Linked DNA regions of Homo sapiens: all the other regions are linked to region 1. The links are chromatin loops, found by intact Hi-C in ENCODE. Cell type or tissue: heart left ventricle. All regions are shown on one strand.

Region 1 (8,000 bases):
AGATATACCTGTCGCAGTGTGGAAGGATAACAGTTTAGGAAAGAGGCAGAAAAAAGGAATGCATGCAAGTGAGGCAATATTCCTTTTAGTTATCATAAGCACAAAAGGATTCTAGGAAGACATAAAAATTACCAAGAATAGCTTGTGGTTCACAGAATGAAACAATGAAATAAAATAAAAATGAAACACAGAGAGCTTGTTGGTGCCCATCTGGAGGCCTTGCTCAGTTTATATCCGTTACCTCCTAGGTGGTCACCCTGCCCCTCACTGGCCACACTGGTATCTAGACATTCTGCTAGAGGCTCCCCATCCCTAGCTCTGATGGCTTCCGGCATCTTCGTTGGCTCCATTCAGAATTATAGAGAATTGTAGGTCCCATCGAGGCCACGCTCTTGCAGTCCTCCTGGCAGCCTCACCAGACACCATCAGAGGCTCTCTGAGTGTGATGTCCGTGTCTTCCTAAAGATGCCTGTAGACCCCTTATTCCCATCCTCTCAGCTGTGTTAGTTTTCTTGTGGTGCGGAAACAAATTTTACCCCAAATTTAGTTGGTTAGATCAACACACATTTATTCTCTTGCAGTTCTGCAGGTCAGAAGCCTAACATGGGTCTCACTGGGCTAAAATCTGGGTCCTTCTGGAGGCTGGAGGAAAGATTTGTTTCCTGGCCTTCTCCAGCTTCCAAAGACTGCTGGATTCCTCAGCCCCTGGCCCTTTCCTCCATTTTCAAGGCCAGCAATGGCGGGTCAAGGCCTTCTCACATCCTCTCATGCTGACCTGGCTTCTGTCATCACATCTCCTTCTCTGACTCTTCTGCTTGGCTCCCTCTTTCAAGGACCTTTGTGGTTATATTGGGCCCATCTGGATAATCCCAGATAATCTCCCTATTATTTATTTATTCTTTTTTGAGACAGAGTCTCTCTCTGTCACCCAGGTTGGAGTGCAGTGGTATGATCTTGGCTCACTGCAAGCTCTGCCTCCCGGATTCACACTATTCTCCCGCCTCAGCCTCCCGAGTAGCTGGGACTACAGGCGCCCGCCACCATGCCCGGCTAATTTTTTGTATTTTTAGTAGAGACGGGATTTCACTGTGTTAGCCAGGATGGTCTCAATCTCCTGACCTCGTGATCCGCCTGCCTTTGCCTCCCAAAGTGCTGGGATTACAGATGTGAGCCACCGTGCCCGGCCCTCCCTATTTTAAGGATAGCTGGTTTGCAAGCTTAATGCTGTCTGCTACCTGTGCCATGTAGCCTAACATATTCACAGATCTGGGGATTAGGATGTAGACATCTTTGAGGGCCATTATTCTCCTACCATGTTGGCACACCTGTCTGTGCCCAATATGCATTGTCCACCTCCACTTTCCTTCCACCCTGATAATCTTTTGCATGCTTGACTGCACTCTTGCTTACTGCGGGGCATCCTCTTTTGTTCGCTGGGCCTGCTATAGTCACTTGGGATGGATGGCTATGTTTCCTTTCTGTTTCTACAAAGCTCACCCTGGAAGCATCACACTGTAAGCCTGTGGAGCCTCCACAGACTTGCCTGTGTTCTCCAATGACATGTCAGCTTCTTTTCCTGGGCTTGGCTGCTGCTTGTGCATAAGGAAGTTCCTGGAGGAAACTGCTGTTCGAATAGTCAGACTGTAAGTTGGTGCTGCCGCTTGGACCCAGGGCCTCTTTTCTGCCTGAGCAGGTTGTTCTTCAGAACCTCACCGTCTAGGCCCATGCCTACCTACACCCCAAGGGACGGCCCTCGTTGAAGTCAATCTTGCTTTGCCGCCCGGGGTCCCACAGAGAGCTGCTGTTCCTGGTCCCCTCAAGGGCTACTGCCAGTGATAACAGCTGTGGATGAGGCTGCAGGCATTGATAGTCTGGAGTTAGGCCCTGGGTCCCCTCTCTGGATTCCCCACAAGCCCGTGCTGAACTCACGGTGTCAGGGTGCTGAACTCACAGGTGTCAGGGTTCTCCTTCATTCTGGAGTCACTCCTGTGCAGGTGCACACACAGGCATGTGCAACACACACACACATGCATGCATATACTCAGGCACACACACATCCACCTGTACTCAAGAGCACACACACGTGCACATATGCATGAGGGCACACACACTTTCTCATTTTATAGACTACACTCCAGCACCACCCACTTCCTCAAATTTTGGGTTCAAGAGGCTCCCTTCATTCCTTATTGCCATGGCTTAGCCCTCTAGATTGGGAGGTTGGACTTAACTGGCAGTGAGCAGATGGATACCTTATGCCAGGCGTGTGGGAGAGGCCACGGGTCATACTGCCTCTGAGCTGCTGCTGTTCCTAGTCCTGGGCTGGCCTGTGACAGCCCCTTCCTCTGGGATACTGTCCTTTCTGACAGGCATTGGGCCCAGGAAGGCAGCTGGGTCTGTGTCCAACATCTCAGCTAGGCTCTCTGAGCCCTCCCTCCCAGCCTGGAAACAGCCAGTTTCCTGGCCAATGGCCATGGTTGAGAAAGAAGAACCCAGAGTTCCCCTTCTGGACCTGAGGTGTGGGCAGGGTGGACTGGAGGGGATGAGGTGGCCCCTTTTGTTTCTAGGTCTAGGACATGAGTACTTTGACAATTTTCCTCCTGGAGCCATTTCTCCAGGTTTCTCTTGGGGGCCAGCTAAGGCTGTCCCTCAGCACTCACAGTCACCTCTTGTAATGGCAGACAGACTCTCTTTCCCAATTCTTGTAGCTGCGAGGTTGAAATCCTCTAGCTTTGTCCTCATAGCAGCTGTCTTCCCTCTTCACTGAGCCTTCTACTGCCCAGGAAATGCTGTCGCCTAACAACTCAGAGCATCCCTTCTGCCCTGCCTCTTCCCAGATAATTTCTAACCCATTCCATCCCTGGATGTGATTCTTTTTACACTTGGTTACCCATGGCTGTGCCTGTGGGTCTCCACCCTTTGGTTTTGTTCTGTGTTTCCCGTTGTATGAGTCAGGGGAGACTAAGTTATGCTGCAGTAACAAACAATCCAAAACTCCCAGCAGCTTTCATGACACAGTATTTCCTCCTCCTGCTGTGTGTCCATTGCCGGTCAGTGGGGAGCTTGGTCCCTCATGGTCACTTCACTTGGTTGTTGCCAGTTGCTGTGCCAGAGGGAAAGAGAGCTCTGGGGGGCTCAGCCTGGATGTGCTCACATCACTTCTGCTTATGACTCGTTGGCCACAACCAGCCATGTGGCCACAGCCAGTCACAAGGGATCCAGGAAGCACAGCCCTACTATGTGCCTGGAAGCAGAGAGAACTGGAAACAACTGGTGAGCAACAGAATTGCCTCTTTACCATTCATGGCTAAACAGCCCTCCTATTTCCTTGGCGTTTCATTAAAATAACAGCAACAAACAAAAAGCAAAAAACAGTTTTGGGTACGGGATGCTAGTTGGGCAGAATCTGTGGCTCCCATTGATACCCCACTGTGTACTCAGCGACTTGTCCCTCCTCTGCAGACCTCTGGGCAGCCCTTCCATGTGCTGGGAAGTTAGGAAGCCTGGGTCCCCAGCCTAGGCTGGGGTTGCACCTCTGCTTTTCTCCATGTCTGCCAATCTTGTGCTCTGTAAACTAGTGCCTGGACAAGCCCAGCTCTCAGGACCATTGAGCTAGTCATGAGGTAAAGATTGGGTTCTCTGCCCAGCCACCGACAGGACCAGCACCCATGACCTCCCCCTGTCCCCGTAGCTGGACTTTGGCAAGTCTGCACTTTCCACGGCTTCAGCCCTGTGGCCCTGTCCCTCATATAGACTCCCACGTCTTGCCCCTGCTGCCCCACGAAGTGGCAGCCCTCTCCTGCTAATGGCAGTGGGCTGGGGCAGAGACCACGCATCTCTCTGCCATTGCTGGCCTGTGACAGCCCCTTTCTCTGGGGTGCTGCCCTCTCTGACAGGCACTGGGCCCAGGAAGACAGCTGGGTCTGTGTCCAACAACTCAGCTAGACTCTCTGAGCCCTTCCTCCCAGCCTGTAAACAGCCAGTTTCCTGGCAGATGGCCACGGTTGAAGAAAGGAGAACCCAGAGTTCCCCTTTCTGGGCCTGAGGTGTGGGCAGAGTGGTCTGGAGGGTATGAGATGCCCCTTCCGTTTCTAGGTCCAAGCTGTAGGCAGTGTAGGTTACCAGTGGGTGAGGTGGGGGGTGTTAGCTGGGGGACTAGGGTGGTCCTGAGCCCAGGCTGCCCCTTCTCCTCCACCCAGGTGTGGGACATGTGGCCCTGATGGCCCCATCTTTCCAGTTTTCCCTCACACTCATCCCTCAACAGACCCTAGATGAGGCAGCTGGGCTCTGAGACTGCATCTCCACCTGGCCCACCCTGGTCCCCCACTGTGCTCAGCCTGGCCCTTCCCCATGCCTCCACTGGAGCATCCGTGGGGTGTCCAGGAGCTGAAGAGGCGGGAGTGTGGTGGCTGTCTCACACAGACTGGGGCTCCCACCCCTGCTCTGCTTTCTGACTCTGGGTGGGCAACCTCGGTTTCCCTGACTGTAAAATGGAATAGAGGACAGCTGAGAGGATCAGTTGAGGAAATGCACTAGAATAGCCCAGCCCAGGGTGAGCACAGGGCAGTGGCTGGGTGAAGAGGTGGAGGTCGCTGTGATCTTACTAGCCTGAGTGGTCTGTGGTGGAGACTTGTCCTCCTCTCACTTCCTGTTCTGGGCTGGGCAGTGTGAGCAGGTTCCCACAGCCTTGGCCCCACTTAGGGCGGGGGAGATGTGCAGCTTGGAGTTGAGCCCCAGCCATTCTGGGTGTCTCAAGAGAGCAGGGAAGGAGGTTAGTGTTGACGACATGGCTCATATGGAGGCTGCTCGGAGCCATCTGTATAGGCTGGGGCTCTGGGAACCTGTGGCCTGTCACGGCACGGTATTTCCATCTTACTGTGGCCTTGTCTGCTCTGAGTGCATAGAGTGGCCAGAATCCCACTGGCCTGCCCCTGCCTCCCCGGGACCTGGCCATAGGGCAGGCCTACCTTGCTCTATTTGGTGGAAAGGGGTCAGGTGGAAAGGTGTGGGTTCAGTTCCCAAATCTGATTGATTATCTGTGTGGTCTTGAACAGATCGCATTCCCTCTCTGACCCTCAGTCTCAACATCTGTGAAATGGGCCTGCCTTGGGGTTGTGGTGGTGGATCTAGAGAGGACGTATGGCCAGCAGGAGGGAGGCTGTGGTGAGCAACAGTCCACCATGGCGCCCGAGAGAGGGGTGCTTAGCGCCTTGGGGCTCATTCTCCCATTGAGGGCGTGGGTGCCGGCACATAGTATGCTCAGCAGGCATTCGTTCTTGTTGTGTCCCGGCCACCATGTTTTCCATCCTCCTGGGACCCTGCCAAGGTACACGACACCTCTTGGTCTCTGGGTCCTGTCTGGGTGCTAGCAACCCCCAGGTCCGGGCTGAGACACCGGCCTTGCTGCCTGGAGCTCTGGGCCCAGCCCACCCATGGTCTGGCTCTGCTGTGGCCTGTGCCCCTATAAACTGGGTCCTGGCCTGGCCTGGAAGGCTGTCTTCTTGCTGTCTGTCCCCCATGGCGCTCTTCCTTCTCAGTCCAAGGTGGAGACTTGAGGTCCTGCCATGGGTCCGCTCCTGGCCTGGGGCCGTGGGCCTTCTGCCTTTTCATCTGAGTGCCCAGAGGTGTGGTGAGCCATGGAGTGGCCCCACTCTGGCCTCTGGTCTGGGCTCTGGGCTCAAAGCTCTGAGACCTGACCTGAGCTCTGGGCCGAGCCCCCCTCCCAACAGTGCCCCATCTCCAGTGGCCAGTGTCAGATGCTGAGGTGGCCTTGATTTGGCTGGGCTCTAGGGCTCCTAACTCCTTCCCTGCCATGGCTGTAACATCCAATGCTGGTCCTCCTGTGTCCCAGGAGGCTCCCAGGGTACCTGCCCTCACTCACCTCTCCCACAGGGCTCTCGTAACTAAAACAACCCCGTGGGCCGTCCCCAAGTCCTGCAGTTTGCCAGCCTGGGCCTGGAGAGCTGAGGGTGGGTCTCTCCTTATCACAGAACCCCAACTGGAGCTGGCCCAAGGCTTGCTGCTGGGGCCCAGCTCTGTGAAGGGACCTGAGCCTCAGCTCAGGGCATATCTACTGTGCACCTGATAAAGGCTTTGGAGGGCTGAGCCATCACACTGCTGGAACGGGAGGAACATGGCCATAGGTGCCCTGGACAGTCCAGCAGTGTGATGGCTCAGCCCTCCAAAGGGCTTCTGGGGGCTCTGGTGTGGTGGGCAGTGCTGAGCAGATGTGTATGTACACACATGCATACATACACAAGGAGACTGTTGCAGACACCCATGCTGCCTGGGCATGTTTAGCAGAAAGAGCCAAGACTTCCAGCTGCTGCTCAGAGCTCCGCTGGCCCCCTCAGACTCCTCCTGGACTCACGTGAGGTCCCAGTTGGGAGGTGGCATCCTCAGGGTGCATCCCAGCACCCACAGGAGACTGGCCTGGTCATGTGCTCCCCTTGCCTTGTGTTTCCTTTGACTTGTCGGTGACGTCTTCTGGAGGTTGTGGGCTGTGGGGAGGGAGGGACTTGGTCGCTTTTGTTCCCTGTGGTATCCTCAGCTCTAAGGGCAGTTTGTAGTGCACACTCAATAAACACATTTTCCTTTCCCTCCTGGGGCACGTTCCTGGCCTCAGATGTGTAGGCCTGACCTCAGGGCTCTCAGAGATCATCCAATGGGATGGTCATTGCAGTGGTGGTCACTTAACTTGGCCAAGGTCAGGAGGAGGCTGTGGACAGCACCTTAGGTGTTTTTTCATTGTCAGTGTCCCCTGTAGCATCTCAGCATCATGCTAGTGGGATGAGAGGGAGCCAGTCTGCCTGCCCACCCCAGGGAGTGGCCCTCTTGGGGTCTCAGCTATACAGGTCAGCAGATGCCAGAGTTCTTGTGTCCAGAGCTGAGGGGGCCATGCAAAACCAAGGCCAGACTGGGGGAAGGTCTAGAAGTGTTATGGACTGAATGTTTGTTTTCCCTAATATGATGTCAAAGCCCTTAACCCCCAATGTGATGGCATTGCAGGCAGGGCCTTGGGAGGTAATTAGGTTTAGATGGGGTCATAAGGGTGGGGCCCTCATGATGGGATTAGTGGCCTTATAAGAAGAGACACCGGAGAGCTTGCTGTGTCTCTCTGCTGTGTGAGGATGCAGCAAGAAGGCAGCCATCTGCAAGCCAGGAAGACAGCCCTCATCAGGAACCAACCATGCTGGCACCCTGATCTTGGACTTTCAGCTTCCAGAACTGTCTGTTGAGAAAATAAATTCGTCTGTTGTTTAATCCACCTGTCTATGGTGTTTTGTTTTAGCAGCCAGAGCAGACTAAGACAGGAGGGGAAGGGCTGTGAGCAAACCCTGGCCTGGGGCTAGACCTGGCCAGGCACTGACTGCCTGAGGGAGCGTGGACCAGCCCTGCCTTCTTAGGGCTACAGTGCCCAAATTTCTCAAATCCAGCCTTGGACCACATGAGCTGAAGATCCATGTACCTCTGAGGATGGGTGACTCTCATCTCGAACCAGTCTTTATGCTGAGCTGTATTTTTAGTAGAGACGGGGTTTCACCATGTTGGTCAGGCTGGTCTCTAACTCCTGACCTTGTGATCCGCTCGCCTCGGCCTCCTAAAGTGCTGGGATTACAGGCGTGAGCCATCACGCCTGGCCCCTTTTGTCACTGCCCCTCTTTACACACAGGGTCCCTGGTGTACCTAAACAAGGGACGTAATTCACAGAGCCTCAGTGTTCCTTCCTGTACACTTGGGATACTGGTGCCCCCACTTAATGGGCTGACTTCGGGAACAAATGAAGTAATGATTACAGAGGACTTAGCATGTGCCTGGCACCAAGGAGGTGCTCAGTAAAGAACAGCTACAGTTATTGTTCTCATGATGTCACCTGGCCAGTGCAGAGGGATGGGGATGGTCACTGCTTGTTCTGGATGCTCTGCTGATGTTGATGAAGCCCAAGAGGACACTGGCTTCCCAAATCACTGCTTGCTGTGGCTGTGGGTGAGCCTCTGATC
Region 2 (8,000 bases), 350 kb after region 1:
GATACTGGGTTGGTGGTCTTTGTCCAGAAATATTAAGGGATGAAGAGGGCTATAACCCTCCTTCTGAGGGTTTCCAGGAGGAGTCTGAGGGTCTAGCTTTTCTGGTGAACCCAGTTCCTGTTCCTGCCTTCTTTCCTAAGGCCCTGCTCACTCTGGCTTCCACCACAGTGCCAAGCCCCTCTGGTCTCCAGGGGAGGGATTGCTCTGTTACATAGCAGGATCAGGGGTAATCAGGCCAACAGGGGAGATGGTGGCAATTTTTCTTTTTTAATCTGTATTTATATACAGTCTTATTTCTTTAAGCCCATACACTGTCTCTTACCCCATCTTCCTCTCAGGTGACAATATCAGTGAGTGCCATACAGAATTCTGTATTCACCAGCATCATGAAACGTTTGTGGTCTTTTGAGTTGATCTTGGCAGAGTAAAGGGACATGTCCTGGAGCCATTCTTGAATCTCTCTCCCCTTCTTTGTGACAACTCCCCCTAACCAAAAATAAATAAATAAATAAATAAATAAATAAAAAAACACAAAAAACAAAAAAAACAAAACTGAGGCACTTCACTTAGAAACTGGGGTCCTGCTTATAATCATGCATATAACCTTTACTTTGATGGATCTGGCCAGAGGGGTGTTGGAGCCCAGCCCTCCCACATACCAGACAAGCTCTTAGGGGAGCAGAAGAAAAGCAGGAAGAATTTAAATATTTAATTTTTTTAATTGACTTTTCTAGTTATTAAAAGTTGCTTGTTTCAGCAGTGATATTGTATAAAGAACATCTTGTAAGATACTCCTGACATCTCGCTTTGGCACATGTGCAGTACAGTTTCTATGATAATGTGTTTGCTCTAACTTCCCTGGCTTCTCCCTCAGCCCATCCATTCTCCTGCAGAGCAGTTGGGTTGGAGGCTCATTGAGGCAAGCAGCAATATTGGAGGTGGGGGGGTGCGGAGCGGTGCTGCGACCACTGCCTCCCATGACCCTTCTGACCTCAGACTTGGAACTCAAGAACCTGAGGATTCCAGCGGTCAGTGTCAGTGGGGGGTGGGAGGAGAGAGCGGCAGAGAAGCTCTGAGAGCCCCTTCCCACAACAAATCTAGTTCTAGTTGTTATATTTAGGCAAAACTTTGTAGTCTTCTTTCCCTTTTATGATGGATTTTGATAAAATACAAAACAGCGTTTAATTTTCTTATCACCTTTGAATTTGGAAATTTTGAGCACACAAGCTCTTCTGTACCTATTTAAATTAAAGTCCACCAAGGGGACTGCAGCTCCTAGAACATGAGAATCAAGCCTCTCAATATTAAACTGCGGAGTGTGACCCCTGCTTCCCCCATCCTCCCGCCCAAGGACGACGGGGATTGCTCCAGAGCTGCTGGGTAGTTTACCATCCCTTCTATAGGCATGGAGTTGGCACTGACATCACAGCTTCATAACCCCACCACCGCCAGCTTCCCCTGCCTCCTACATCCAGTCTGTTCTTGTTCATAGTGAGAATCCTGTGTTCCCACTTCAGTGACACCCGAATTGTTTTTTTTTTTTTAATTGTCTTCAAGGAGGAAGGGCCCCATTAAAGGGTGAACTTGTAATAAATTGGAATTTCAAATAAACCTCATGTACTTGTGTTCATAAAGAAAAAAAAAATCCTTTTCTACCCCTAGATCAGAAAGATATTCACCTATGTAAAAGTCCTAAAGTTAGCTTCTGTCATTTAAGTGCTTTTTTTTTTTTAGACGGCGTCTCGCTCTGTCGCCAGGCTGGAGTGCAGTGGCGCAATCTCAGCTCACTGCAACCTCCGCCTCCCGGGTTCAAGCGATTCTCCCACCTCAGCCTGCTGAGTAGCTGGGACTAGAGGTGCCCGCCACCACGCTCAGCTAATTTTGTACTTTTAGTAGAGACGGGGTTTCACCATGTTGACCAGAATGGTCTCGATCTCTTGACCTCATGATCCGCTCACCTCGGCCTCCCAAAGTGCTGGGATTATAGGCATGAGCCACCATGCCCAGCCCTGTCATTTAAGTTCTTAATACAACTACAGCTAATTTTTGTGTTTGGAATGAGTTAGGTTTTGAAATTAACCTTTTTTCCCAAGTGGATAATCATATTTTCTTATCCTATTTATTGAATAGTCCTCATCTGTCTGATGACCTGACCTGCCACTTTGGACATCTAGAACCTTTTTACTTATGAATAATATCTGTTTTAGGACTTTGTATTCTATTCTGCACTAGTACTACCATTGCTTAATTGCTATAGATTCATAATAATTTTTGATATTTGATAAAACAAACCTCTTCACTCTTCCTTCTCAGAAGTGTACTGGCTATTCTTCCATGTAAATTTTAGAATTAGCTTATTAGGGTTCATGAAAATTCTGTCAGAATCTTGAATAGAATTGCATTAAATATACAGATAAGTATGGGAAGAATTTATGTCTACATAAGATTATGTATCCTTATCCACAAGTATGTTATATATCTTCATTTATTTAAGTGTTTCAGAGACCAGATAGGGCCTGTGTTTCAATAGTTCTCTTGCCTGCTGTCAGGCAAATCTTTGTCACTTACCCTTCCATATCATACTGTGAGCTATCCCCCAAAACATTATACATTCTTGTATCTTGTCTGAATTCTATGTCTGCTCTTACTCAAGATAATGGCGATGGTTGTCTGACATCAAGGAGTCTGGATATGTGCTTTGGAGCTATCACTATGACCCCCACCAAAATTTGACCACAGTGTGGGATCCCTTATCTCATCCTGGTGGTTAATTTATCAGTGATTTTTATGAGTGCTTGCTTTCATTTTTTGGTAGTTCAGGTATCCTGTGCTTTGTTATTAGATATTCTAGTTTCACACCCTTGTTCCCCTGCTACCTAATCTACATGATTAACCAGTAGTCTCTCCAACAACATTTACCCTTGCTCATGATCTTTCTCCTTACTCTCTTAGGGGTAGCCTTTTATGAGAGGGCAAAGAGTTTTGCCTTTTTTTTTTCAATTTATTTTACAAGTACTTATTGAATGGAGCTGGCTATTGGGAAGCATTACAAATGTATGCCCTGGGGGAGGGGGTATCACACAGTATAAGATGGGAGCCATCGTGGTTGGCTGGCTGGAACTGTGGGTCAATCATAGAGTCTTCTGCAGGAGAACTGTTCCTTTCAGTGATCCTAGTACCAAAACCGACCAGCTGTCAGGATTCATGGCATCTGTCCACTTGTGTTTGATTGCTAGCAGAGCTGAGGCATGCCCACCATCCAGGTCCTTGCCATATACTTTGGGAGAAAAGATATAGAATTTGAGCCTGAAAATATTTCATTGCTTTCCTGATGTGACGTTGGTAAGTTATTCAGCTCCTCTAAGCCTCAGTCTTACTCCTTATAAAATGGAATCAATGATAGCTTCCTCAGAGTGTGATGTTACAGTAGTTTATGTCTTCTTTGTCCTTCTTGTCTCAAGATTCCAGAAAGGAGAAAGTAGGAACAGTGCAATGAGGTCATTTTTCATCTGTCCATCAGCTGCTGCAATACTGGGCAAGCGCTGGAGGGAGGGGATGCTAGGGTTCTCCAGAGAAACAGAATCAAGTCTGTGTGTGTGTGTGTGTGAGTGTGTGTGTGTAGAAAGAGAGAGAGACAGAGAGAGATAGAGAGATTTTAAGGAATCGGCTCACACAATTACAGAGACTGAAATCTGCAGAGTGAGCCAGCAGGTTGGAGACCCAGGAGAGGGCCAATAATGCAGATGAAGTTTGAAGGCCATCTGCTGCAAAATTCCCTCTTGTTGGGAGAGGCCAGCCTTCTGTTCTATTCATGCCTTCAACTGATTGGATGAGGCCCACTCACATCATGGAGGGCAATCTGCTTTACTCAAAGTCAGAGGATTTAAATATAACCTCATCCCAAAACCATCCATCTCACAGAAACAGCCAGAATGTTTGACCAAGTATCTGGACATTGTGGCCCATCTAAGTTTACATAAAATTAACCATTACAGAGGGACTTTGGGAAGCTCTTTTTGGCAGCATATCTATCTCTTCTTTGATAATTGGGACATTTTTCAAACATGTGTAAACCTCCAGGAGAATTGCAATATTCCTCCATGTCCATTCTGCACATTTCTGCAGAGGCAGGATTACAGAATGAGTAAGATCACAGATGTGGGGTCAGGTGGCCTGGGTTGAACTCTGGCTCTGCCTAGTACGGAACTTAGGCAAGTTACTTACCCTGTCTGTTCCTCAGTTTCCCCATTGGGAAATGAGGGTAAATAGTATACCTCTCTTACAGGGTAGCAGTGAGGATTATCTGTTGATTGGATTCCTGTGCACAGTTTCCTTCTTCCTGTTGCTCTGCTGCAAGACATTGGGGAGTTTCTAATGTTTTGCTGAAATGGGCAGTGCTGTAGTGAACAGTATCCTGTTGCTTTCCTTGTGCCCTATGTATGTGGCACAGGGCAGGCAAGTTGGCAGGTTTCTTAGCTATTGCCAAAGGGATCTCCAAGTTCGTTACACTTTATTTTTCACATCCTGGCAAATATTTGGTTGACACTGTTACACTTTAAAATCTCTGCCTGTAAGATGGGTATAAGTGGTGTCTCCTTATAATGTGCATTTCTCCATTTATAGATGTTTGAATATCTTCTTAGGTACCCATTGGCCATTGGCTTCTAAACCCTTATGGAAAGAGAGCTGCTCTCACATTTGGTGTCTGCTGATGGCAGCCTCCTCGCGTACTTGGGCTGGGTGAATATGGGAAGTACTCATGCACACCTGGGCTCCACGAGTGGCTGCCACATGTCCTGCTGGCTGCTGGTGGCCTTGGCAGCTCTCAGAAGCTGCCTGAGCTCTCAGGAGTCTGGATTAGTTGGGCTTCCCTGATTAGTCACTGAAGTAATATTCTAAATGGGGCACAAGTGCCAGGGAATTAAAAATACTTCTTGTTTTTGAATAAGAAGCTGACATGTTCTTAGGACATCAGGGCTATATCTGGATGAACAGCTGTCAGCTGCCTCATGGGCTCTCCCATCCAGCTGATGTGCCAAGGGCTCCCCGTTCTCCTGGCTCCCTGACTTCCCAAGAGCAAGTCTCATTAGACAAAGTTCAGTGAGGGCAGCTGCCTCCTGGCTCTTCATCATCAACTCTATCCCCATGGCTCAACACGTGCTTGACACATTGTAGGTATGCATTTTCATTTGTTAAATGAATGTGTCAAGTGTCTACAGATGCCCAGGAGGTTCTGGGTTAGTCTGGTTCTGGGCTTCATTGGGTTCAGGAGACAGAAGAAAGGGAAGCCCTTTTTTGCTCTTGTGGGTTTGCTGTTGACTTGTGCAATGAATCAAACTAGCTGGAGGACAGTCATCCCTTGCTCTGCAAGCGGAGTTAGGGCCAACCCTAAGATCTTGCTGTACCTTGAGAACATTTAAGACATTGAATTTTCATCAGTCTTTATGGCTTTCTTCTGTTTATCTTTGTATCCCCAGCACAATACATGAGGTGTGGACATAGTATGTGCACAATGAATATTTACTGATGGAATAAACAAACCAATGGAGGAAGGCACAATGATTCTCATTAACCACGGTTTTGAAATGCCACTTTTGTATCTGTATATTAAAAGGCTTAATTCCACAGTTTTTAAAAAATATGTGCGTAGTTCAACACAGTCCCTTTAAACAAAATAACACAGCAATCACTATGGCTCCTTTCTTTTGTAGGACATGTGGCTGAGTCTGGGGGGTTGTAAGTGGAGAGACATTTGTTTATACTCCTCCCAGGCCCAGTAACCACTGTAATAATTTTGTGAAAAGGCTAGGAGGTTAAACAAGGCATTTTGCTGATACTTAGGAAATGGAGAATGTAAGTGCAAAAAGACATTAAGTTTTACGTCTGTGAGTGCTGGTTTGAAAACTTCATAAAGAGGTGCAGCCTGTATTATAGGAAAACATACAACTCAGGGGCAGCTCTGTTTTTCCAAGCAATTAAAAAAATGCAATTCAGGATAAAGGGAGAAAGGACTGAATGCCAGTGAGCTTTAGAATCAGTTGCTATTAGTACATTAAGCAAATGAATGCCAGCATTCTTGTTTTACCTGTCATTGTCTATTTTCTATGAAATGTCGGTATTTTAGGTTGAATTGTATCACCTCATGGATGTGTTGAAGACTTAACCCCTGGTAACTGTGAATGTGACCTTGTTTGGCAGTAGGGTCTTTGTAGATGCTGTGAGGTTAAAATGAGCTCATGAGGGTGATCCTAATCCAGTATGACTTGTGTTCTCATAAGAAGAGGAAAATTTGAAGACAGACATGCACAAAGAGGAAATGCATGTAATGACACGGACACAGAGAGAGGTGGCCATGTGAAGAGGGAGGCAGAGATTGGAGTTATACTGCCACAGGACAAGGAATGCCTGGGGCTACTAGAAGCTGGAAGAGGCAAGGAAGGATCCTTCCCTAGAGACTTTGAAGGGAGCACGGCCTTGCTGGCACCTTGACTTCAGACTTCTAGCCTCCAGAACTGTGGGAGAACATGTTTCTTTTTTTTCAGGCATCCAGTTTGTGGTCCTTTGTTAGAGCAGCCATAGCAAACTAATACACTCGATGCAGCTGTTCAGTTACAACAATCAAGCTAATTGTCAGGCATCTCCCACAAATGCTAGGGAAACTTTCTGGATCATTGGATGCTAAACTTTGTAGCAGAATCACAGATGCCTCTGAAGCTGAATCTGCATTTGTAACAGATGCCCTTTCTCTGCAAGGCCAAATTCCTTCAGGAAATCTTTCCCAAACTCTGACAAACAAGAAAGATTGAAGAACAGCACTCTAAGGAGTCACCAAGCTCAGGGAAAGTGGCTAAACAGTGCTCCAGGCTCAGAAGGAGGAATTTGGACATGAAGTTAGGTGGGTCCTCAAGGTCCACCTCTGCCCTTTCAATGTCTTATCAATCTTCCTTCTGTATCTTCTGAGAGACTGAGTGAGAATTGATGGGGTGTTTTGTGTGGTTTGTGTCATTTTTTTTTGTTTGCTTATTTTGTTGCTGTTTGCAGTTCTCTAAATTTTAACACATATAAAGATTCATGGAATCACCACCTCAATCAGGATACAGAACAGCTCCATCAAAAAATTTCCTTATATTATCCCTTTACAGTGACAGCATTTTCCTACCCTGAGCCTCTAGCAATCACTGATTTGTTCTCCATCATGATGGTTTTATCATTTTGAGACTGTAATATGAATAGAAGCAAGCAGTATGTAGCCTTTGAGACCAGCTGCTTTTACTGAGAATAATGCCTTTTAGATTCATCCACATTGATATGTGTATCAGTAGTTCATTTTTTAAAAAATTGCAGAGTAGTATTTCATTGGTGTATCATAGTTGGTTTCTCCATTCACCCGCTGAAGAACAAGTGGTTGTTTCTAGTTTTTGGTAATTATGAAGAGTGCCACTAAAAGCTTTTTCTGGTATGAATTTTTTATTCTTGTTGAGTAACACCCAGGAGTGGGTTTGCTTAGTTGTATGGTAAGTGTGTATTTAACTTTATTAAAACTATCAAACTTTTCCAGAATGACGGTCCATTTTGAGTTAGATTTTGGGAAAGGTGTGAGGCTTAATTTCAGGTTCAATTTTTTTGATATATGGATTTCTAGTTGTTCCTACACTATTTGTTAAGACGCTATCCTTTCTCCATTGAATTGCTTTTGCACTGTTGTTAAAACCAATTGGCTATATTTGTGTGGGTCTATTTTTGGACTTTTTATTCTATTCCACTGATACATTTGTCTATCCCTTCACCAATACCATGCTGTTTTGATTACCATAACTTATGGTGAGTCTGAAAATTGATTAGAGTGATTTCTTCAACTGATTTTTCAACAGTGTTTAGCTGTTCTAATTCCTTTGCCTTTCCATATGTATGTTGGAAATGGCTTGTCCATATTATGAAAAATCCTCTTGGGATTTTGTTACCTATAGACCAATTTGGAGAGGATTGGCATCCTTGCTAAA
Region 3 (8,000 bases), 360 kb after region 1:
TCTTGGGTAAATTTTGTTGTTTGTGTTTTTCTTTCTTTCTTTCTTTTTTTTTTTTTTTTGAAATAGAGTCTTGCTCTGTTGGCCAGGCTGGAGTGCAGTGGCACAATCTTGGCTCACTGCAACCTCTGCCTCCCAAGTTCAACTGATTCTCGTGCCTCAGCCTCCCAAGTAGCTGGGTTATAGACGTGCACCACCACATCCAGCTAGTTTTTGTATTTTTAGTAGAGACAGGGTTTCGCCATGTTGGCCAGACTGGTCTCGAACTCCCGATCTCAGGTGATCCACCCGCCTTGGCCTCCCAAAGCGCTGGGATTACAGGCGTGAGCCACTGTGCCTGGCCTTATTTGTGTTTTTCAATGAGTTGGTGTTCTATGTCATCTAAGCTGCTAGGTTTAAGTGTACAGAGTTGTTTGTAGTATTCCCTTCTTATCATTTTAATAGCTGTGGAGTCTGTTGTGATGTTTTATCTTACTTTTCTAAAATTGGTTATTTGTGTCTTTTCTTTCTCTTTTCTTTGTTAGGTTTGCTAGAGCTTTATCAAATTTGCTGATGTTTTCAAAGAATCAGTTTTGGTTCTGTTGATTTTATCTGTTGTTTTTAGGTTTTTAATTTCTTTGATTTCTGATCTTTATTATTTTATTCCATCTGCCTGTTATGGAGTTAATAAAATGCTTTTATTTTTATAGTCTCTTAAGATAAAAGCTAAAAGCTTAAGTTAATTTTTTTTAAATCTTTCTTTTTTTTAGTATAAGTATTTTATTGCTATGCATTTCCCTCTAAGCACTGGTTTACCTGTGTCTCACAAATTGTGCAGTGTTGTGTTTTCCATCTTTATGTAATTCAAAATATTTTCTAATTTTTCTTTAGACTTTTTTTCACCCATGGATTATTTATAAGTGTGCTTTCAAGTGTTCGGATATTTTCTTATTATCTTTCAAATACCAAATTCTAATTTAATTCCATTATTGTCAGAAAACTTTTATATGATTCACTTATTTTACATTTGTTAGGATTTGCTTTATGACACAGGATATGGACTTCCTTGGGGAACGTTTCGTGGGCTCTTGATAAAAAAGCATATTCTGCTGTTGTTGTGTGAAGTATTCTATAAATGTCAATAAGATCTAGTAGGTTAATGGATTTGTTTAGTTCATGTTTATCTTTGATAATTTTTTTGTCTATTAAATCTATCTATTGCTGAGAAAGTTGTGTTGGAGTCTATAAAATTATGCATTTATTTGTCATTTTAGTTCCTCCAGTGTTTGCTTCACATAACCTTTATCATTAGATAATATTTCTCTATGCATTATAATCTTCTTTGCTCTGATATTTCATTTGTCTGATGTTAATTTAGCTACTCTGGCTTTTATTTGATTAGTGTTTCCACAATATGTTTTTCCGTTCTTTTATGATTAATCTACCTATATCAGTATATTTGAAGTGAGTTTCTTGTAGGCAACATGTAATTGGTTTGCTTGTTTTTTTCAAAACATATTCCATCAATTTTTGATCGATATGTTTAGACCATTTACATTTAATGCATTTAGTAATTTCTTTAGATTTACGTCTTCCCTTTTCTTGTTTTCTGTTTCCCCTCTGTTTTTGTCTTTTGCTATTTTCTGCCTTCTTTTGGGTTATTAAAACATTTTTTACCATTCCTTTTGGTTTTATGTATTGTGATTTTTACTATGTATCTTTGATTATTTTTATAATATTGCTTTGGAGATTACAATATGCATACTTACGTTTTTATAGTGTACTGAGAATCAATAATTTGCCACTTTAAGTGCAGTGTAGAAATCTTGCCACCATTTAGTTCCCTCTACGTTCATCAAAACCTTATCCAACTATGTTATAATTTTTTTTTTTTTTGAGATGGAGTCTCGCTCTGTTGCCCAGGCTGTAGTACAGTGGCGCGATCTTGGCTCACTGCAACCTCCACCTCCCAGGTTCAAGCAGTTCTCTGCCTCAGCCTCCCGAGTAGTTGGGATTACAGGTGCCCACTACCACACCCAGCTAATTTTTGTATTTTTAGTAGAGATGGGGTTTCACCATCTTGGCCAGGCATCTCTTGAACTCCTGACTTTGTGATCAACCCTCTTCGGCCTCCCAAAGTGCTGAGATTACAGGCGTGAGCCACCATTCCCAGCTTATGTTATGGTTTTTACTTTTAGCTATCACATGTTTTAGAGAACTCAAAAGGAGAAGAATCTATTGTATATAGACTTTATTATTTTCAAGATTTTTTTCTTTGTCTCTAGTTTTTAGCAGTTTAATTGTGATTTGTCTGAACTTGGGTTTCTTTAGTTTTATTCTGTTTGGGTTTGCAGAACTTCTTAAATCTATAGATTTTTGTCTTTCAACAAATTTGATAAGTTTTAAGCCATTATTTCTCAGTTTTTTCCTTTTCTTTTCTTTCTTTCTTTCTTTTTTTTTTTTTTGAGATGGAGTTTCGCTTTTGTCGCCCATGCTGAAGTGCAATAGCATGATCTCAGCTCACTGCAACCTCTACCTCCTGGGTTCAAGCGATTCTCCTGCCTCAGCCTTCTGAGTAGCTGGGATTACATGCACCCACCATCATGCCTGGCTAATTTTTATATTTTTAGTAGAGGCAGGGTTTCACCATGTTGGCAAGACTGGTTGCTCTGATAACACAAATATTAGATCTTTTGTTTTTGTTTCATAGGTCCCTGATGCTCTGTTCATTTTTAAAAATATATTTCTCTTGTTCTGACTGAATCATTACTATTGATGTGTCTTCAAGTTTATTGATTCTTTCCTCTGTCATCATCGTTCTTCATTGAGCCCATCCAGTGAAATTTTTTTTGTTGTTAAATTTTAGTTATTGTATACTTCAGCATAACATTCCTATTTGGTTTTTTAAAAGTTTCTTGTATTTCTTTGCTGGGACTTTTTATTTTTCCATTTCTTTTAGGAGTGTTCACAATTGCTTGTTGGAACATTTTTATAATAGTTACTTTAAAGCCTTTGCCAGAAAATTACATCCACGTCATCTTTGGGTTGATGTTTGCTGATTATCTTTTCCCATGTGAGTTTAGATTTTGCTTGTTCTTATTCTGAGCAATTTTGGATTTTATCTTGGGAATTTTGAATATTATGACTCTTGGTTTCACTTACATTCTGTGAAAGGTGTTGATATTTTTGTTTTAGCAGGTTAAGTTCAGGCCACAAGCTCCAGCATGTTGCCTGTGGGCTGTTACCAATGTCAGCTCAGGTTTGAAAGCATTTGCCGTGCTCTTCTAATCATTCTGGTGTGTGTGCCACCCAGTGGCCAGTCTGGAACCTAATGGTAATCTGTCTTTTATCTTTTATTCACAGCTTTTATATACTGATTAGAATCCTATCCACGTATGAGCAGCTCAGGAGTGAGCCCAGGACTTCATAAACCGCTTGTTAGAGTTGCTTTCCTGAGATTTTCCTTCTCTGTGACATCCTCACTCTTTTCCTATTCTGAGGGACTCTTTGATGGTTCTCCAATCAGCTGTGGCTTTGGAGTTCTTGCTCTGCTGCACACTTTTGTGGCTGCATCTGCCTCTAGGGCAAGGGGTCAAGAGGGTTAGAGGATAAAAGCTTGGTAAACTTACAGCCAGTTTGGTATTCTTTGAATTCTTGTTTTCTTCTCCTATCTGCCTGCTCATGTTTACTCATCAGACTCCTTGAATAGCTGCCACATGCATTCTGTCCAGGTTTTATGACTATGTTCAGGGGAGAATCATGGTGGGTGCTCTTACTCCATTACACCTAGTCAGTGTTCCTTAATCAGACATGCACACCTAGTCAACTGGGGAACATTTTCCCCTTGCATAGTTTTTATGGAGTCATGTGAGTGGGGGTCCGAAACTCTTCCTCACCCCTAAGGCTGGAGACCCTGAAAACTAAGGCAGAGCCAACAGATTGGGAGCAGAGGCATCCGGCTGCCTGCTAGTTGGGAACTTCCTCTCTTTCCAGGATTCTCTTAGGACACTTGCTCTACCCAGAAATAAAATACAGGATTGCTGATAGGTGGCCGTCCCATCAAAGTTCCACGACTAGTGATAGATTATTGGAAACGACTTTGTTCCTGAATAATGCCTTTAAGTTGAATTGTTATAAGAGAAGCTTCTATTTTCTATGGCTGTAGCATTATTTTCTATAGGTGCAGGGTTCCACTTCTGAAAAATAACTTTTAACATAAAAATCCGCAAGTCTAACATGAAAATAAATGGAAAGAACATAAAACTCAACTATGTGCCTTTAAAAACATTTATAGTAAGCATGTGAAGGCAAACAGTGTCTATGAAGGTTAATTTTACATTTGCAGTTGTTTCAGCCAGGTGGAAATGTTTAAAAATATAAGCCAAATGGCATTTTGACTAAAGATTCTGTCTTGCATTCTCAATAAATTTTATATATTAGGTGCTTTTGATTGCTTCAATAACCTTTAAACTGAATTCAAAAGTAGGGAATTCTGGTCCATAGTAGGCTGTCTCTGTAAAAGCATAGGCCATCTTACCTACTCTTTTCTGACAGCTGGAGATGAGTTTACAGCCATGGTTTCTGGACTACCAGGCGACCAGCTGGGGGACCCCAGCATTCTGTCCACTGCCACAACTGCGTAATCACGTGCTGAGTATCTAACAGCTCACCAATAAGTGGCAGCATGTGTGTATCCATATTCCAACCAGAATGGACCTCTATTTCTTCATTTCAGGGCCTCCCAGCATCCCTTGGGTTTGGCCAGTTTTATGGTTATCACTGAAGTGGGCAGCTAGGGTTCTGTGTGGTCCCCAGCATCTAATTCCAGGTGTGTGATTTAAGGGCAGAGATGTCGGGTGCTAGGATTGAGATTATTGGCTGTTAATGGGCTGGATTTTAAACAATTTTAATCTCAAGTTGGCCTGATGCCAGGTGAGCTTTGTCCTCTGGAAAGCACCCTGCCTTACCTCTGTCCACTCACAGATGCTGACACTGTGGGATCCTCACAGCAGACCCGGCAGGTCAGGCTGCCATGCTGTGGGTCACTGCACAGCATCTGTAAACCCAGATGGAGGGTCTGTTTCTTGAGCTGGAAGAGCTGTTTGGAGGCATTGGGTCAAGCCTCTTTCTGGGTCTGGTTTGCTCATTTTTCTTTCCTGTTGTTTGGTGTGTTTGAAAAATCAAAGCCGTTTGCAGCTCCTGGCCCAGGACATGTTTGATTAGCTGGTTCATCAGGGAAGATGGCTCAGCAGGGCAGGAGTCCAACAAGGTTAAAAGTTGCAATGTCCATCTCCGTGGAAGGGGCACCTGCTCCATATTTAAACTGGTTATTTGATGGGACAGCTGCCTGACAGGGCTTGGACATGACTTCTGTGTCAGGCTGCCATGCAAGGAAACATCATCTACTGAACATCATCAGAGACGGAAAGGGGTCCCTGGCTTTGATTTTGGGCGAGTCTCATTACTCTCCTAGGCACAATTCTCCTGTCTATAAGATGGGTATATAATGTAATTTTACTTTACAGTTTTGTCATTAGGATAAAATAGGACAATTCATGTAAAAGCAATTAGCCATAGGCTCACATGAAGTAAAATGCTAAGTAAATTTAAATGGTGCTCTTCATCATTTTCTTCTCCTTCTTCTTCTCTTATTACTAGTCATGGGCCCTGGCTGGGGTACCTAGTTTCTCTAAACCTTTTCCTTGTGTATAGAGTAGGAGCAGTAGTAGCTCCTTTGCAGACTTGTAGGAGGATTAAATGGGACAGTAGGAGGATTAAATGGTCCTAGGACCAGTGGGTTTCCAACACTAATTGCTTCCCTGACCCCATTTGATTGATATAAATGTCCATGCTTTTAAAATATTTGCTAATATTTACACATACAAGTGACCCTTGCACTGTGGCTTGCCTATGTGAGGCAGTGTCCTGGGATGGCCCATACCATTGATCGGAGAATTAGAGGCCTGCTCCCCACTACACATCTGCCAGCTCCCATCCTACTGCCTTGCTTACCTTGGCCAAAGCTGCCCCTGCACCTGCACAGATTCTGCCCACTGTCCTCTCCCACATCCCTCCCCTTGTCCTCTGTACCTGCTGTTCTGAGGCCAGCAAATACCCTGGCCTCCTCCTCTTCTCTTACCTTACTTACCTTAACTCAAACCGGTTGTCCTCTGGGGATAGCCTGTCAAGTTGAAAGTCTTATTCCCTTCACATTCCGTGTCCCTCAGGAGGTGTCCTTTTTATATTATCTTCTTTATCTCCTGCAAACCATTTCTTTCCCTTCCTGCACCACCCTATCTTTTTCTAGCTCTTTTAAAAACTTCTAAAATTGTTATTTTTTAGAGACAGGGTCCCACTTGGTCACCCAGGCTGGAGTGCAGTGGTGCAATCATAGCTTACTGCAGCCTCAAGCTCCTGGGCTCAAGCAGTCCTACTGCATCAGCCTCCCAAGTTGCTGAGACTACAGGTGCACGCCACCATGCCCTGCTCATTATTATTATTATTATTTTTAGAGACAGGGTCTCACTATGTTACCTAGGCTGGTCTTGAACTCCTGGGCTCAAGCACTCTTCCTGCCTCAGCTTCCCAAAGCACCAGAATTACAAACGTGAGCCACTGTGCCTGGCCTCTTTCTAGTTCTTTCTAGCTTATTCTAGCTCTTACCATTTGTTCCCCCCCCACCTCTCCTCATCCTCACTGCCAGCTCTGTCCCCTCTGTTATCATTCCCTGAACACTCTGGCTCACTCTTTCCTCCCACCTCCAATCTGGCTCATGCCCAGTGACCTCCTAGTGAGACCTCCAACCCCACATGTTTTCACAAAACCCTTATCTTCATGTCTTCTTAGTGAGGCTTCAAGATACTGACCCATAATAATCTCTCCCTTGCCTACTCAATTTTCCTGTTCCCTTTTCTTTGTGATATTCACCAGGCAAAACTCCCACATGAGCTAAGCCTGACCATCCTCTTTTGCATACCTGTGCCTGAGTGCTGAGTGTTGCTGTAGAAAATGACAAAGCCAGGGTGCTGGTCTTCCTTGGTATTGCTCCTCACAAATCTCCATGGCTTGCACTGTACTTCCCTAAACCCCTTTTCCATGCTTTGTCTTCTCCTTTCAACCCCTCCTCCTCCTCCCTCCTTATTTAGCCATCAGATGGGAGCCCCCTCATCTCCCATCTCCAAAGTCAAGCCCACCTGCACTTGCACCAGCTGGCTCATTGCCCCATCTTGTCACACCCAGGGAAGTAAGTGTTCTTGCAACAGCCACTTGCCCCCTGCCCTGAATCCATCCCAATTTCCCCTCTAGGATTTTGCCTTTTCTTTTCCACATTTCTCTTCTGCATTACTGATCTCTTCCTATCCACTCCTGCATTGCTGCTCTGCCTAGAAACTTGTTTTAGAACATTTAATCTAAGAAAGCAACCCTCCTCCCACATTTTCCACATCCCCTTTCAGTGATTGCTCTGTTTCTCCTGATTTTGTTTTCTCTCCTTTTGTCTGATTTTCCACCCGCCACAATTTGTCTACTGATTTCACCCTCCTTCTCCTGAAATGACCTTTGTCAGGGCTAACCATCTTCCTATTTTCCAATTTTCTGCTCTTTCCCCTCTTCCTTGCCACCTTGGTGACATTTGACACAGTGAAGCACTGCCTCCTGACACATTTGCTTCTTTGGTCTATGATATCAGCATCAGCCCAGAGCCCTCCTGACTTGGCAGTTTCCTTCGCAGGCTCCTCTTTCTTGCCCAAACTCCCACTGTCCACCTCCCCAGAGGGGCAGTCCCGCACCTCTTCTCTGTCTCTTCCCTCCTTTCTTGGTGGTCTCATCTCCACCAATGGCTTCAAGTACTTGCACATTAATCTACTCCAAATGTTAGCCTCTAGCCCAGGCTTTTCCTGTGAGCCTTCGCATCCACCTGGATGTTTCACAGGCAACTTGGCCTTAGCATATCCCAAAAAGAATTCTCTACTTTGCTCCTCCCCTACTTTGCCCACCTCTCAGAATGACTCTACAGGCAGCTGGTT

Evidence for each region. Hi-C counts contacts between places; a loop is a spot of excess contacts. Peaks named below come from ENCODE experiments on the same cell type or tissue, not always from the same donor. Only the 100,000 strongest peaks of a DNase experiment are listed, where the experiment ranks them.
Region 2: a loop joins it to region 1, with 3 times the contacts of the local background. A loop is called at or near these places in 18 of 110 quality-filtered maps.
Region 3: a loop joins it to region 1, with 2.7 times the contacts of the local background. A loop is called at or near these places in 18 of 110 quality-filtered maps.

Annotation. Positions count from the first base shown.
Region 1 is chr10:86,351,663-86,359,662 of GRCh38, reverse strand. The region is part of intron 2 of GRID1 (glutamate ionotropic receptor delta type subunit 1); the gene reads left to right. Among named protein-coding and RNA genes, the nearest start is that of GRID1, 11 kb to the left of the region's middle. In heart left ventricle, no CTCF peak of the experiment used is centred here; DNase peaks (open chromatin) are centred at 3,942, 4,332 and 5,962; H3K27ac peaks cover 970 bases.
Region 2 is chr10:86,000,348-86,008,347 of GRCh38, reverse strand. All of the region lies in intron 4 of GRID1 (glutamate ionotropic receptor delta type subunit 1), which reads left to right. Among named protein-coding and RNA genes, the nearest start is that of MIR346, 260 kb to the left of the region's middle. In heart left ventricle, no CTCF peak of the experiment used is centred here; no DNase peak of the experiment used is centred here.
Region 3 is chr10:85,991,271-85,999,270 of GRCh38, reverse strand. All of the region lies in intron 4 of GRID1 (glutamate ionotropic receptor delta type subunit 1), which reads left to right. Among named protein-coding and RNA genes, the nearest start is that of MIR346, 270 kb to the left of the region's middle. In heart left ventricle, a CTCF peak has its summit at 3,297 (motif pointing left); no DNase peak of the experiment used is centred here.